Linked DNA regions of Homo sapiens: region 1 is linked to region 2. Evidence: chromatin contacts called from ENCODE Hi-C data. All regions are on one chromosome and are shown on one strand. The core of a region is the stretch at or near the end of the contact, and the rest is flanking DNA. Distances in the headings are between cores, read along the strand shown. Region 1 has its middle 19 kb from the start of PLEKHD1. Region 2 overlaps ACTN1 (actinin alpha 1).

Region 1 (6,174 bases), core at 685-3,184, 580 kb after region 2:
TGAGGTCAGGAGTTCGAGACCACCCTGGCCAACATGGTGAAACCCCGTCTCTACTCAAAATAGAAAAATTAGCCAGGTGTGGTAGGGGGGTACCTGTAAATCCCAGCTACTCGGGAGGCTTCCCTGAGATCAAAACACACACACACCTGGGCTTAGCCAAAATAGCCACCAATCCTTTTCTGTTTGGTGTCATTTTTATTTTATTTTTTCCTGCTCACATGATCTGTTTTTTGTTTGTTTGTTTTTTGAGACAGAGTCTTGCTCTGTAGCCCAGGCTGGAGTGCAGTGGTGTGATCTCAGCTCACTGCAAGCTCCACCTCCCAGGTTCACGCCATTCTTCTGCCTCAGCCTCCCGAGTAGCTGGGACTACAGGTGCCCACCACCACGCCCAGCTAATTTTTTGTATTTTTAGTAGAGACGGGGTTTCATTGTGTTAGCCAGGATGATCTTGATCTCCTGACCTCATGATCCGCCCTCCTCAGCCTCCCAAAGTGCTGGGATTACAGGCGAGAGCCACCACGCCCGGCCTGATCTGTTTTTTAATCTAGGTGCTGGTTACAGGGTTATAGCAGGTGAAAAAGCAGTACACATGATTTGTGCTTTTTACCTTATGTCATAGCTCAATAAAAAGTCTTTAAAAGTCAGTGTCACCAGGTGTGATGGTTCATGTCTGTAATCTCAGCCACTTTGAGTGGCTGAGGTGGGAGGATTGCTTGAGCCCAGGAGTTTGAGACCAGCTTGGGCAACACAGTGAGACCCCCATCTCTACAAAAAATTAAAAAAAAAAAATTAGCTGGGGCCAGGCACGGTGGCTCACGCCTGTAATCCCAGCACTTTGGGAGGCCGAGGTGGGTGGGTCGCGAGGTCAGGAGATTGAGACCATCCTGGCTAATATGGTGAAACCCCGTCTCTACTAAAAATACAAAAAATTAGCTGGGCGTGGTGGCGGGCGCCTGTAGTCCCAGCTGCTCGGGAGACTGAGGCAGGAGAATGTCGCGAACCCGGGAGGCAGAGTTTGCAGTGAACCGAGATCACGCCGCTGCACTCCAGCCTGGGTGACAGAGCGAGACTCTGTCTCAAAAAAAAAAAAAAAAAAAAAAGCTGGATATAGTGACATGCACCTGTGGTCCCAGCTACTTGGGAAGCTGAGGTGGGAGGATTGCTTGACCCCAGGAGGTCAAGGCTGCAGTGAACTGTGATCACGCCATTTCACTCCAGCCTGGGCAACAGAGCAAGACTCTGTCTCAAAAAATTCACTTAAAAAAAAGGAAGAATTCTGTTCTAAATTAAGAGAGTCTGAAGAGATGAAATAATCAATTCCAGTGATTAACCTGGATTGGAGGTTCCTTTTTGATTGAACCAGATCAGAAATTTGAAAGTTCAAAAAACATGTTGGGGATGACAGCTGCACAATTCTGTGAACCTACCAAAAGCTATTGAATTGTACACTTAAAAAATGGGAACTCAACATTAAGGGCACATTCCTCCACAAAACTGCTCTCCAGACACCAGCAGCAAGTTCAGGAATTACCAGGTCATCCTTTCTTCTGACTAGCTGGCTGCAAATTTGGAGTTTCCCACAGCCACTCTCTGGTCAGTAATTTGCTAAAACAACTCACAGAACTCCAGAAAAAACTATGTTATGATTGCAGTTCTATTATAGCAAAAAGGACAGACCAGAAACAGAAGAAGAGGTGCCTGGGGCAAAGTCTGAGAGAGTCCCAAATGTGAAGCTTCCCTCATTCTCAGGGACACATTGCCCTCCCAGCATTGAAGCATGAAAATACTCTGACCAGGGACGTTCTCCTGAGTTTTGGTATCCGGAGTTTTTATTGAGGCTTCGTTATTTAGGTATGATTGAATCATTGGCTATGTGGTTGAACTCAATCTCTAGCCCCCTTTTCCTTCCTGGAGGTTGGACTGGTATCACATGACTCAAAGCCCCAACTCTAACTACATGGTTGGCTTTTCCGGGTGGCCAGCTCCCAGCCTGAGTCATCTTGCAAACATAAACTATCCAGGGGTCTTCCGTGAGTCACTGTGTTAGCAGAAACTATCAAGTGGGATCCCAGGAGTCCACCGTGAATAATGAATACTCCTATCACTCAGGAAATTCCAGAGAATTAGAGGTTACTTCCCAGAAACCAAAGACAAAGGCCGCCTAATTCTTTACTACACAGATGGTCAGAGCTGGACACTTAAAGGTGAAACCTGGCCAGGCGTGGTGGCTCACGCCTGTAATCCCAGTACTTTGGGATCACTTGAGGCCAGGAGTTCAAGACCAGCTTGGCCAACATGGCAAAACTCTGTCTCTACTAAAAATACAAAAATTAGCCAGGCGTGGTGGTGCATACCTGTAATCCCAGCTACTCGGGTGGCTGAGGCATGAGAATTGCTTGAGCCCAGGAGGCAGAGGTTGCAGTGAGCTGAGATCGCACCACTGCACTCTAGCCTGGGCAACAGAACAAGACTCTGTCTGGAAAAAAAAAAAAAAAAAAAAGTGAAACCTGAACCAAGACTTGAAAGAAGTGAGTACCTGAGCCAAGCAGATACCTGGGAGGAGAATATCCCAGGCACAGCAAATAGCTAGAGCACAGGTCCTAACATTAGAGCTTACTTGGCTTGTTCAAGAAGAAGCAAAAAGACAAGTGCAGCTGGAATGGAGTGAGGAAAGAATAGTTGAAAAGGAAGGGCTGGGAGCAGTGGCTCACACCTGGAATCCCAGCGCTTTGGGAGGCCGAGGTGGGTGGATCACGAGGTCAGGAGATCAAGACCATCCTGGCTAACACGGTGAAACCCCGTCTCTACTAAAAATACAAAAAATTAGCCGGGCGTGGTGGCGGGCGCCTGTAGTCCCAGCTACTTGGGAGGCTGAGGCAGGAGAATGCTGTGAACCCGGGAGGCGGAGCTTGCAGTGAGCCAAGATCACGCTACTGCACTCCAGCCTGGGCGACAGAGCGAGACTCTGTCTCAAAAAAAAAAAAAAAAAAAAAAAAAAAAATAAGGAAGACACATGGAGGGCCTAATTAAACTGACAAAGTCTCAATGCAAGCACTGACACAGAGATAGTGGAATGAAAGAGCCCAGCAGTAAGAAGCAGAATATTTAAGAATCTAAAATATGGCTAAAGATGACTTAAGGAAAAAAGAAAAAGCCACAGCATAGAAAAACACAATGGTAATTGTTGGGAAATTTTAAGAAAAGCAATCAGATTAAATGCTAGGTTTATACCATATATGCAGTAAATGGTAGCTGGACAAAATAGTGAAATGTTAAAAGAAAAAAATGGATAAAATGGAAGCCAGTGTAAAGTGATACTACATTTCTAAAGAGCATACCAAGAGTTTGAATATATTTATGCTTTTTATCCCAGGCCTTCCACCTTTGGAATTTATTATAAGCAATTACAAAAATATATATTCGCCTAGAAATGTTTATGGGAAATGTATTTTTAATAGCATAAAATTGGAATTAGCCTAAATATACAATAATATATCTCATTGAGATTATGCCAGCAGAGGAAAAAATGGGATGATGTAATCTTATGTGACTGAAAGCTGGAACAAAATTTTGTTTATAGTTAGAAATATTTACCTGTGTTAATATAGTCTAGTAAAAATACATAAATTGAGTGACAAGGACTTTCAGTTATGAGTAACTTATTTCTTGTTACTAAATGGCACATATTTGTGATTATGCCGCTTTGTAATTTTTTTCTTTTTTTTTTTTAGAGACAGGGTCGCCCAGGCTGGGGTGCAGTGGTAGGATCACAGCTCACTGTAACCTCCAACTCCTGGGCTCAAGCAACCCTCCCCCACCTCAGCCTCAGCCTGTAGTTAGGACTACAGGCACACACCACCACACTCAGCTAATTTTTTTAATTTTATTTTTCGTATGCAGAGATGAGGTCTTGCTATGTTGCCTGGGCTAGTCTCGAACCCCTTGGCTCAAGAAATTCTGCTCTGGCCTCCAAAAGTGTTGGGATTACAGGCATGAGCCATGCTGCCATGTCCCATATTGTTTATTAATAAAATTTTTTCATATCTCAGAGAAGGAAATCTTTCTACTTTAGCCCTCATTAAACTGAGTTCATCTCACTCTACTGAAACTTAAGATTCCTGTTTCCAACTCAAAAGGTCTTTTCTAGGTTGTCATTCTCCTCTAACTTTCTGGCCCCTGGACATTGTTAATTACCCTCTTTGAGAGCAAGGCAGTCACTCCTCAGGGAAAGCAGAATGTCCCATGCAAAGCCTCCTCCTAACATGATTCTATCCCCCAGCACCAAAATATCACTTCACTTCCTATCATCCAGGGCTGTTTCTTATATACCAACATATTACTCATAAATGAGAGAAATACAAACTCCTCCAGGAGGAAATAAGAGACTTGGTTTAAGGGTTCAGACCCTGTCCCTTAGTCATTAAGAGCAATCACTGAATAGCCAGAAATGTAGGTGGGATAGTCAATCTGGTGAAAGGGGAAGATAAGGCCCCGTGTGGTGGCTCATGCCTGTAATCCCAGCATTTTGGGAGGCTGAGGCAAGAAGACCACTTGAGGCTAGGAGGTGGAGACCTGCCTGGGCAAATAGCGAGACCCTGTCTCTATGAATAAATAAATAAAGCCAGGCATGGTGGCACGTGCCTGTAGTCCCAGCTACTCAGGAGGCTGAGTTGGGAAGATGGCTTCAGCCCAGGAGGCAGAGTTTGCACTGAGCTGAGATTGTGCCACTGCACTCCAGCCTGGGTGATAGAGCCAGACTCTGTCTCAAAAAAAAAGGTGGGGATTTGGGGGAGATGGAGTTTCAGGTGAGGGTCAGTAGAGCTGCTTATTATCAACCCTCAAATCTCAACTATTTGTGAACAGGAGGCACCTCAGAAGCTCCTTGGAATTTCACCACTAATAAATCATTTCTGAACAGGAGTTACATCTTCAACCATGGTGGAACGATGTCTATCCAGTGAGCCAAATTCCTGTAGTTCTCCAATACCTCATCTTGATACACAGCCTTCTGTGCTGGTTTCGATCAACCCCACTCCTTCGAGAAATAAAGGCCACATTCTTGAATGTCAGTAGGCCAAGAAATAAACACAGTTATTCATGAAGAGGTCAGGCATTCACATGTTTTGGGAGGACTTGTGGAGTTAGTTAAGACAAGGGAGATAGTTCATGGATAGGACCATGTTTTTATCCAGTGTTCAGAGCCGTGAGTTAAACAATAACAGATTAGTTAAATTATGGAAAAGCAATACAATGGAATACTATGAGATCAAAAATGTAATTACAAATATGTTCATGATTAATTTCAGGTATGAAAAGCAGTTTACCAGACTGCATGTGGCAGATACTCCTTTCGAAAATTGTAATATAAGGATAGTGAAAAAGAAGGGCAGAGATAAATGAATACAACTAGTTCAGAAAATTATACCCTCAAATTTCAACTGTAATTATCTCTGGATTGTGGAATTGTGAGTAATGTTTGATTTATTCTTTTTATTATAAGTGCTTTCACATTTGTCGACAATCACCATATATTTCCTTCCTTCCTTTCTTTCTTTCTTTCTTTCCTTCCTTCTTTCTTTCTTTCTTTTCTTTCTGGGTCTTGCTTTGTCACCCATGCTGGAGGGGCAGTGGTGCAATCATAAGCCCATAGCTCACTGCAGCCTCAAACTCCTGAGCTCCAGCGATCCTCCCACCTCATCCTCCTGAGCAGCCAGGACTACAGGTGCATGCCACCATGCCTGGCTAAGTTTTTAATTTTTTGTAGAGATGGAGTCTCACTATGTTGACCAGGTTGGTCTCAAACTCCTGATCTCAAGCCATCCTCCTGCCATGGCTTCCCAAAGTGCTGGGATTACAGGCATGAGCCATTGTGCCCCACCCGACAATCACCATTTATTTCTATAGAATTAGGGGTTTTTAAAAAAGTCATTTGTTAAATGGAATTTTTCAACTTAGGAAGAGAAATTTTATTTTACATTCAAAATGTGCATATTTGCATTCAAAACACATAGAAGTGAAATGGCCATTTCATCATTTTCCGGATTTCTCTTTGGCAGATCAAGGATTCTGAGGAAGTAGAGATGGTATGGAAGAAAGATACCCTGAGAGAAGCTGGCTTTGCACCAGCTCGGTCCTCTTCCTTCCTTTCTTGCATAAGCAAACACTCACACATGT
Region 2 (7,143 bases), core at 4,278-6,777:
CAGATGAGGAAATGGAGGACCCAGAAGGGGAAGGGCCGGTCAGTAACAGAACAGGAGTAAAGGTGTCAACCTGTTCTGGAAACCCAGTCATTTGACATTTGGACAAACAATGAGTGTTTACTATATGACAATTTTAAATGAAATTGACAAAAATCAATTAAAATGGACAAAAATCCCTGCCTTTATGAAACTTACAATGGCTCGGCCCATGCCCTTCAACTCACGTGGTCCCATTTGCCATTGATCTCCTGAGGCGTGATGGTTGTGTAGGGGTTGGTGCCCGCCATATTGACGTGGTAGGTCTGGACAATCTTGGACACCTCATTGTGGATGCCCAGGATGGCCAGGCGCTCCTTGTCGGCATCAGGGAGGGTGGCCTTGAACTGCTCATGGGCTGTGGTCAGTCCCTGGACAGAGATGGGAATATGTGGGCAAGAGGAACAAAGGGAGCGCTAGAAGTGAGTGGAAGGGCCATGGAGGTTGAGTTCCACACCAGCTGGGAGACCAGGAGGCATCAATTCAAAGATTCTTGTGGCTGAGAACCAGGATGGCAGGTATGGCCACAGGAAGGTGAAGCCACAGTCATCAAAAGCAACAGCTTCATCCTTAGGGCTGGTCAAATTAGCAGCAACCTCTCTGGTGTGTTCACCACCTCACAGGTCAGGGAGAAGGGCTGCTCCAGAGGCTCACTACCCAGGTGACCTCCCACAACATGAGCTTCCTTAGCTCCTGGCAAAACCTTTTAAATCCAGTATTCTGCAACTGCATGAAAGATTGAGGAAGCTGCTAATTGATGTGAAATGAGCTCCAAATAAATGTTACATTAAAAATCAAGGTTCATGGCTGAGCACAGTGACTCATGCCTGTAATCCCAGCACTTTGGAAGGCCGAAATGGGAGGATCTCTTGAAGCCAGGAGTTCGAGACCAGCCTGAGCAACAAAGAAAAAACCCCACTTCCACAAAAATAAAAATTAAAAAATTAGCCAGGCATGGTGATGTGAGCCTGTAGTCCCAGCTACTAGGGAGGCTGCAGCAGGAGGATCGCTTAAGCCCAGGAGTTGGAGGCTGTAGTGAGCTATGATCCCACCACTGCACTCCAGCCTGGGTGACAGAGTGAGACCTTGTCTCTAAAAAAATAAAATAAATAAAAATCAAGGTTCAGAATATGGTATATAATAAAAGGTACTTTTTGTTTTATACAAAAAGGGTACAAAGCATGGAAACAAACATTTGCTTGTGTGCAGAGACTGTAGTCAAATTCTTACCTTTGGGGAGAGAACTAGGGGCTGGAGGATAAGGAGTCAGAGGGAGACCCTATCATAAACCTTTTTAATTTTTTTTAAATTTTAGATCATGCACATATATTATCTTGTCAAAATAAGTCAAATGCAAAGGTTCTGGGTCTATAAAATCCTTAGGATGCTCTTCCTCAGGGGGCAGTCCTGCAAAAGTGACCCACAGAGCATGGGCCAGGGGCCCCAGGGGAGCCAGCCTCCGGGGAGTGGAGGTGGGGCTCACCTGGATCTCCTCAATGGTGTGCACAATGAAGGTGTCCTGCAGGTCCTCCATGGCCCCCTCCATCCAGTTGTTGAAGGGTGCAGCCCGCTTGGCATACTCCAAGTACAGCTGGTCAATGGTCTCCAGCAGTTTCTCGGTCCGCTGGGAGTGCCAAATAGGGTAAGGGTTAGTACAGTGATGTCCAGAATCATCCCCCACTCCTATCAAGATCCTCCTGGTGAGCCCCAGGTCTAGAAGCACTGACTCAATCAGGCAGAAAGAACAAGCTCTTCCTGCCAGCTGTATGAACCATCTCACATCACAGTCACCTGGCCTGGGTCCCAGAGTCTGGTGTGTAGAATAGGAGGGTTCTCAAATGGCTGGGGTTGGGCTGTAAAGCACACTAAACTGGGAGGATGAGACATGTGAGGGCAAGAGAGGAGGCATCGCCATGAGGGCAAAGTCCAAATCCTGTGCCAAAGTGAATCTTCCACATTTAGGCCAGGGTTGGGGGAGGTCTGGGGAAGCCATAGAGTCTTTTAGCCCAAAGCAAAGAGAGTCAAGAAGCAGGAAGGGGCACCACAGGGCTGCCGGATATGGGCCTAGATCTCCCTCTGGGACCTCTCACCTCCAGAGCTTCCCTTCGCTTCTGAGTTAGGGCCCCCAGATTGTCCCACTGGTCACAGATCTTTTGGCAACGGGCGTTGACACTGGGTGAGTCATAATAGTCCAGCTCACTGGGGAGGGAAGAGACAAGGAAGTCAGGGGACCCAGGTTAATTTCATGGCCCATCTCCCTCTCTCTGAGGCTGTCAGTGGGGTGGCTGGTGGTGCTGGGAAGAGCCAGGGGCGCTCCCTTCAAGAGACCTTCCAGGCACTCCTTCCACCCCTCCCCTCTTTCAGGAGACTGGCAGAGAGGAGACCAAAGAAGACCCCTTTCCCAGTCATGGCTGGAGGTGACACCAGCCTTCACCTCAATGGCCAATGGCAGGGAGCCCTCGAGGCCCAACGAGAAAGCTCAGAACCAAGTCTTGGTCACCCTCTGCTCCTGTACTAGCTACAGGCGAGAACTGGTGGCCTTTAACAGGATGGCAGTGGTCCCGGGCTCCTTCCCCACCAGGAGAGATATTTGTCTCCTGCGTTGACTCCCTCCCCACCTGGGCACCCACCTGTACCCACCCTCCCCATCTTCCACGGCCACACCCCCACCTCCCCCAGCAGCTGAGAAAGCCCAGCCTCAGCCCCTCACCACAGGGTAGGGGTGTCTGGGGCCACCTACTTGAGCTCCTGTGCGATGGCGGCAATCTGCTCCACACGGTCCTGGTGGGCAGCCAGGTCACTCTCGAAGGCCTCATGCTTCTTGAGCAGGGCCTTGATCTCCGAGAGGGTGGCGGTCTCATAGTCCTTCTGTCGCAGCATGGCCTCTTTGCCTGGGTTGAGAGAGGGCCACATGGCTGAGCTGGAGTGAGAAGCATCTCCTTGGTCCCAACCGCCCACCCCTCAGGGCCCCAGGAGCTCCACTTCTGGGGGTGCTTCTCAAGGAGGTGCCCATTGTGCAGGGATCTGCAGGGTGCAAAAGCAGATGTGCAACTAGAACATCCACCAACCGGCGCAACGGGGAAAAGCACTCTCCTCAGAGCACTTCCAAGGCCATGAAAGTGTCTACGCAGGAAGGCTATGCAGGAGTCTGTGGGAATGCATAGGGCATGACGCTATACACACAGCGGGAAACACAGCCATCCACACCCTCTGGTATAACCAGGAAAAAAACAACCCAAGCACCTCAGGAGTACCCTGCCTTTAGAATGTCCCCAGTTACCGTCACTGGCTGCCGGCAGCCCTGCAGGGGCCCCTTCCCTCGGTCAGTGTGTCCAGTGCACTCTGCACAGAACCCGACAGTGGCTAGCGCCTTCTCTGACCCTCAGACACACTGCCCTCTATCTACAGGGCACAAGCAGGTCTTGCGTTTCTTAAATTTGTTTCCACAGGAGGAAAGCAGGAACAAGAAATGACCTCCCAGGGCCATTGTTAGACGACGCTCACCAGCTGCCTTGTGAAGTTGACAGGCACAGGATGGGGGCTGGCCCAGCCTCCCTCACTCACATACCCAACCCTCTGCTGCTGGTATGCTCGGCCCATCTCAATAAATAAGGCTGGGCTGGGAGCCAAGGTTGTGTCCCCAGGTGGCATTTCTTTCCTTCCCCCTACTCTTTCTTCTTTAAAACAGAATGGTAATATATAAAGCTTAGGAAAAAAATTACAGGTAAGCCTACTTATCCACTCCTATTCAGTCTTTCCTTATGTGGATATTCTTTGGGCATATATAAATTATGTTTCCTGCTTTTAAAATATTTAGCAGCACATGGGCCGGGCACGGTGGCTCACGCCTGTAATCCCAGCACTTTGGGAGGCCGAGGCGGGCAGATCACGAGGTCATCAGGAGATCGAGACCATCCTGGCCAACATGGTGAAACCCCATGTCTACTAAAAATACAAAAATTAGCTGGGCGTGGTGGCGCATGCCTGTAATCCCAGCTACTTGGGAGGCTGAGGCAGGAGAATCGCTTGAACCAGGGAGTCAGAGGTTGCAGTGAGCCAAGATCATGCCACTGCACTCCAGCCTGGTGACAGAGCGAGACTCCGTTTCAAAAAAAAAAAAAAATTGGCGGCACATTATTGGAATTTCTGCCCTGGCTCCATAGTCTTCTCATGTAGACGTCTGCAGAAAGGCTGCACGTCCACTCCCCTAACCCTTCACTGCCCTACTGTGAGTTGCTGGGCCCTCAGCTTGCCCTAGTGTGGATGTCTCCATGTTCAGGATGGATTTTTTTTTTTGTATTTTAATAATTGAGATTTTATTGGTTGAAGATCAGTACAGACGTTTCAATTTGTACACAATTCTTAACATACGTAATGAAATTCTAAAAAGCCATGTAGTGTAATTCTTTTTTAAAGTTATTCCAGTGACTTTCCAGCTTAAAATCGGGAAGCAAATTTTCCTTAAGAGGCTATCAAGTACCAGTATTTTCACATGTTGGTCAGCTGTCACATACGGCCCACCAGTTCACAACTGAATAGCACGTACACTACATATTCAAATTTGTAATCTTTCACAGCACAGTGACAAAGTTATTAGGAAAACAGGACTACCACAACCAAAGATGTTACAGAGTGCACAATTCTGACAGGGAGAGCCATGATCAAAGAGTGGTTTTCTTTAGGAAACAATTCTACTAAAAAAACAACATGGCAACAGAAGTAATTTAAAATGTTCAAGATATTAAATGCAGGACTGACTCCATATTGCCATTTAATATGCTTTGTATTATAGGATATAAAAACTAACCCCCCCATCTATGGAATGTTAAGCTGACACCCGAGACAGTCAAAGCCTCCCATAATTCAATATCCCACACTATTTTCTGGTTGTACCAAAAAATAAACAATCAGCAAATGATTTCACCTCTTAAAAAAAAGCATTTACACTTAAAAAATGGGATGAGGTGGGATACCCTCCTTCTTAAAAATGTTTCTAGAGCTACTAAAAAGCTTGCATTTACAAAATAGTTGATAAAAAATATTCCTCTGGATTGTACAAGAAGGGAGACAGGGACCACTGATAAGACATGGTATATGGTATTAATCAGACTCGGCTTCTTTCTCTCCTGCTTCATCAGAGGCTGGACTCTCCTCACTTTTCATTTCCCCGTTTTCTGCAGGTAAATCTTTAGTTTCTTAGTTAGCCACTTCGGCCTGTTTTCCCTTTGCTCCCTTTTTCCCTTTTGTTTGCACTTTTTTGTCTGAAGATTTATCCTTCACTGCTGCGTTTTTCGGCTTCGCTTCCACTTTTGCAGGAGGTTTAACTGACAACCGCGCCGATCTCCTCTTGGGCTTTTCCTTGGCGGCTCCTTCAGCAGAGCTGACCTTCCCCTTGGGCATCCTGGCGGCAGGGAGGGCGCGTGCCAGGTGTCTGCGGGCCGCGGCATGCTGACAGCCTTTGCGAAACTGTGCTGCCTGGCCGCTGCCACTCCTCACGCCCAGGATAGATTCTTTAGACAGTCTCAAGAAATGGAATTCCCAGGTCAGAGTGTAGTAAAATTGGTAGAACTGAATACATGTGGCCAAACTGCTTTCCCCAGAGGCTGTGCCAGCATGCCAGCACTTCTCATGCCCCTGCTGGTGGCTGGCAAGGCAACGAGGTCAATCTTTGCTTTGTACCTTGGCTGTGAGCTGGACCCGACAGAAGCATGTGATGAATCAGTGCAATCCCCACTGTGCCTCCTCCACTCTGCCCGTCACGTCTGGATAAATAACTCCATACACGCACAGTGGATGTGGGGGCAGCAACCTCTTACCATTGTGTGCAAAGCCCAGCATTTGTACTTACAAAGGGGAACTAGAGCCAACCCCCCTTAGCCAGTCAAGCACACTCCCATCCCCTACACCAGGGGTCCCCACCCCCTGGGCCATAGACTGGTACTGGTCCGTGGCCTGTTAGGAACTGGGCTAAATAGCAGGAGGTGAGCCAGCAGGTGGGAGAGCATTACCACCTGAGCTCCGCCTCCTGTTGTGTCAGGGGCGGCACTGGATTCTCACAGGAGCTCAAATCCTATTGTGAACTGCGCATGCGAGGGATCTAGGTTGTGTGCTCCTTATGAGAATCTAATGCCTGATGATCTGAAGTAGAACAGTCATCCTGAAAGCATCTGCCTCCTCCCCACTGCATGGAAAAACTGTCTTCCACGAAACTGGTCCCCGGTACCAACAAGGCTGGGGACCGCTGCCCTACACCAAGCCAAGCCACTCCCAAATGGCCTTGGGGTATGGTTCTTCCTTCTCATCTCCAACCTAAGATCTGAGGAGTACAAAACAGGGCTGACTGGGGGAGTCTTAGGGCATTGAGCTCCGCCGGCCAATAGGTCTGTCCCACGCTCCAGCTGAAATGGCCGGAGGGGCCCCAGCAGATAGGCAGCCTGTTCCCCACCTCCAGCCCTGGTCCAGGTTCTGGGGAAAATACTATCCTAGGTATGATCCTCTCTCTTCAGAGTTCACCTTAGCTGCCAATAAGCAGACACCAGACACGCCCCCAAGAGCCTCAAGGTTGGAGCAACAGGGACACACATGTGCTAAGGCAAAGGCTGGTTCACTGTAATTGGAGGCCAGGAAATAGAGGAAAAAGAGCTGAAGAGATGAAAACCACAAGCATGCAATGTACTATAATATTTAAGCCTCACAACAACCCATGAGGAGACTGAATTAGGTTGAATGGGGTCCCCCATAAAACTCATGTCAACCCAGAACCTCAAGATAGAACCTTATTTGGAAACAGGCTCTTTGCAGACATAATTCCTTAAGATGACATTATACGGCTGGGCACAGTGGCTCACGCCTGTAATCCCAACACTTCAGGAGGCAGAAGCAGATGGATCACCTGAGATCAGGAGTTCAAAACCAGCCCGACCAACATGGTGAAACTAAAAATACAAAAATCAGCTGGGAATGGTGGCAGGCACCTGTAGTCCCAGCTACTAGGGAGGCTAGGGCAGGAGAATCACTTGAACCCACGAAGTGGAGGTTGCAGTGAGCTGAGATTTCACCATTGCATTCGATCCTGGCAACAAGAACACAATTCCATCTCAAAAAAAA

The links. A loop is a pair of places that touch in the nucleus more often than their neighbours do. Pooled maps may share reads with other maps.
Region 1: a loop to region 2 is called in a pooled map of heart right ventricle, with 2.3 times the contacts of the local background. The contact joins two enhancer-like sites. A Hi-C loop is called at or near these places in 4 of 50 pooled maps.

Annotation. Positions count from the first base shown.
Region 1 is chr14:69,463,002-69,469,175 of GRCh38, forward strand. It overlaps a transcript of PLEKHD1 not described here. Among named protein-coding and RNA genes, the nearest start is that of PLEKHD1, 19 kb to the right of the region's middle. Within about 2 kb of position 1,935, at least 2 of the 41 ENCODE cell types and tissues checked have a DNase peak (open chromatin) inside an H3K27ac peak, as active enhancers do.
Region 2 is chr14:68,882,649-68,889,791 of GRCh38, forward strand. ACTN1 (actinin alpha 1) reads right to left here. Exons shown (of 22, transcript NM_001130004.2): 12 at 2,777-2,927; 13 at 2,127-2,235; 14 at 1,520-1,660; 15 at 225-407. It also overlaps the pseudogene HMGN1P3. Among named protein-coding and RNA genes, the nearest start is that of ACTN1, 93 kb to the right of the region's middle. Within about 2 kb of position 5,528, at least 8 of the 41 ENCODE cell types and tissues checked have a DNase peak (open chromatin) inside an H3K27ac peak, as active enhancers do.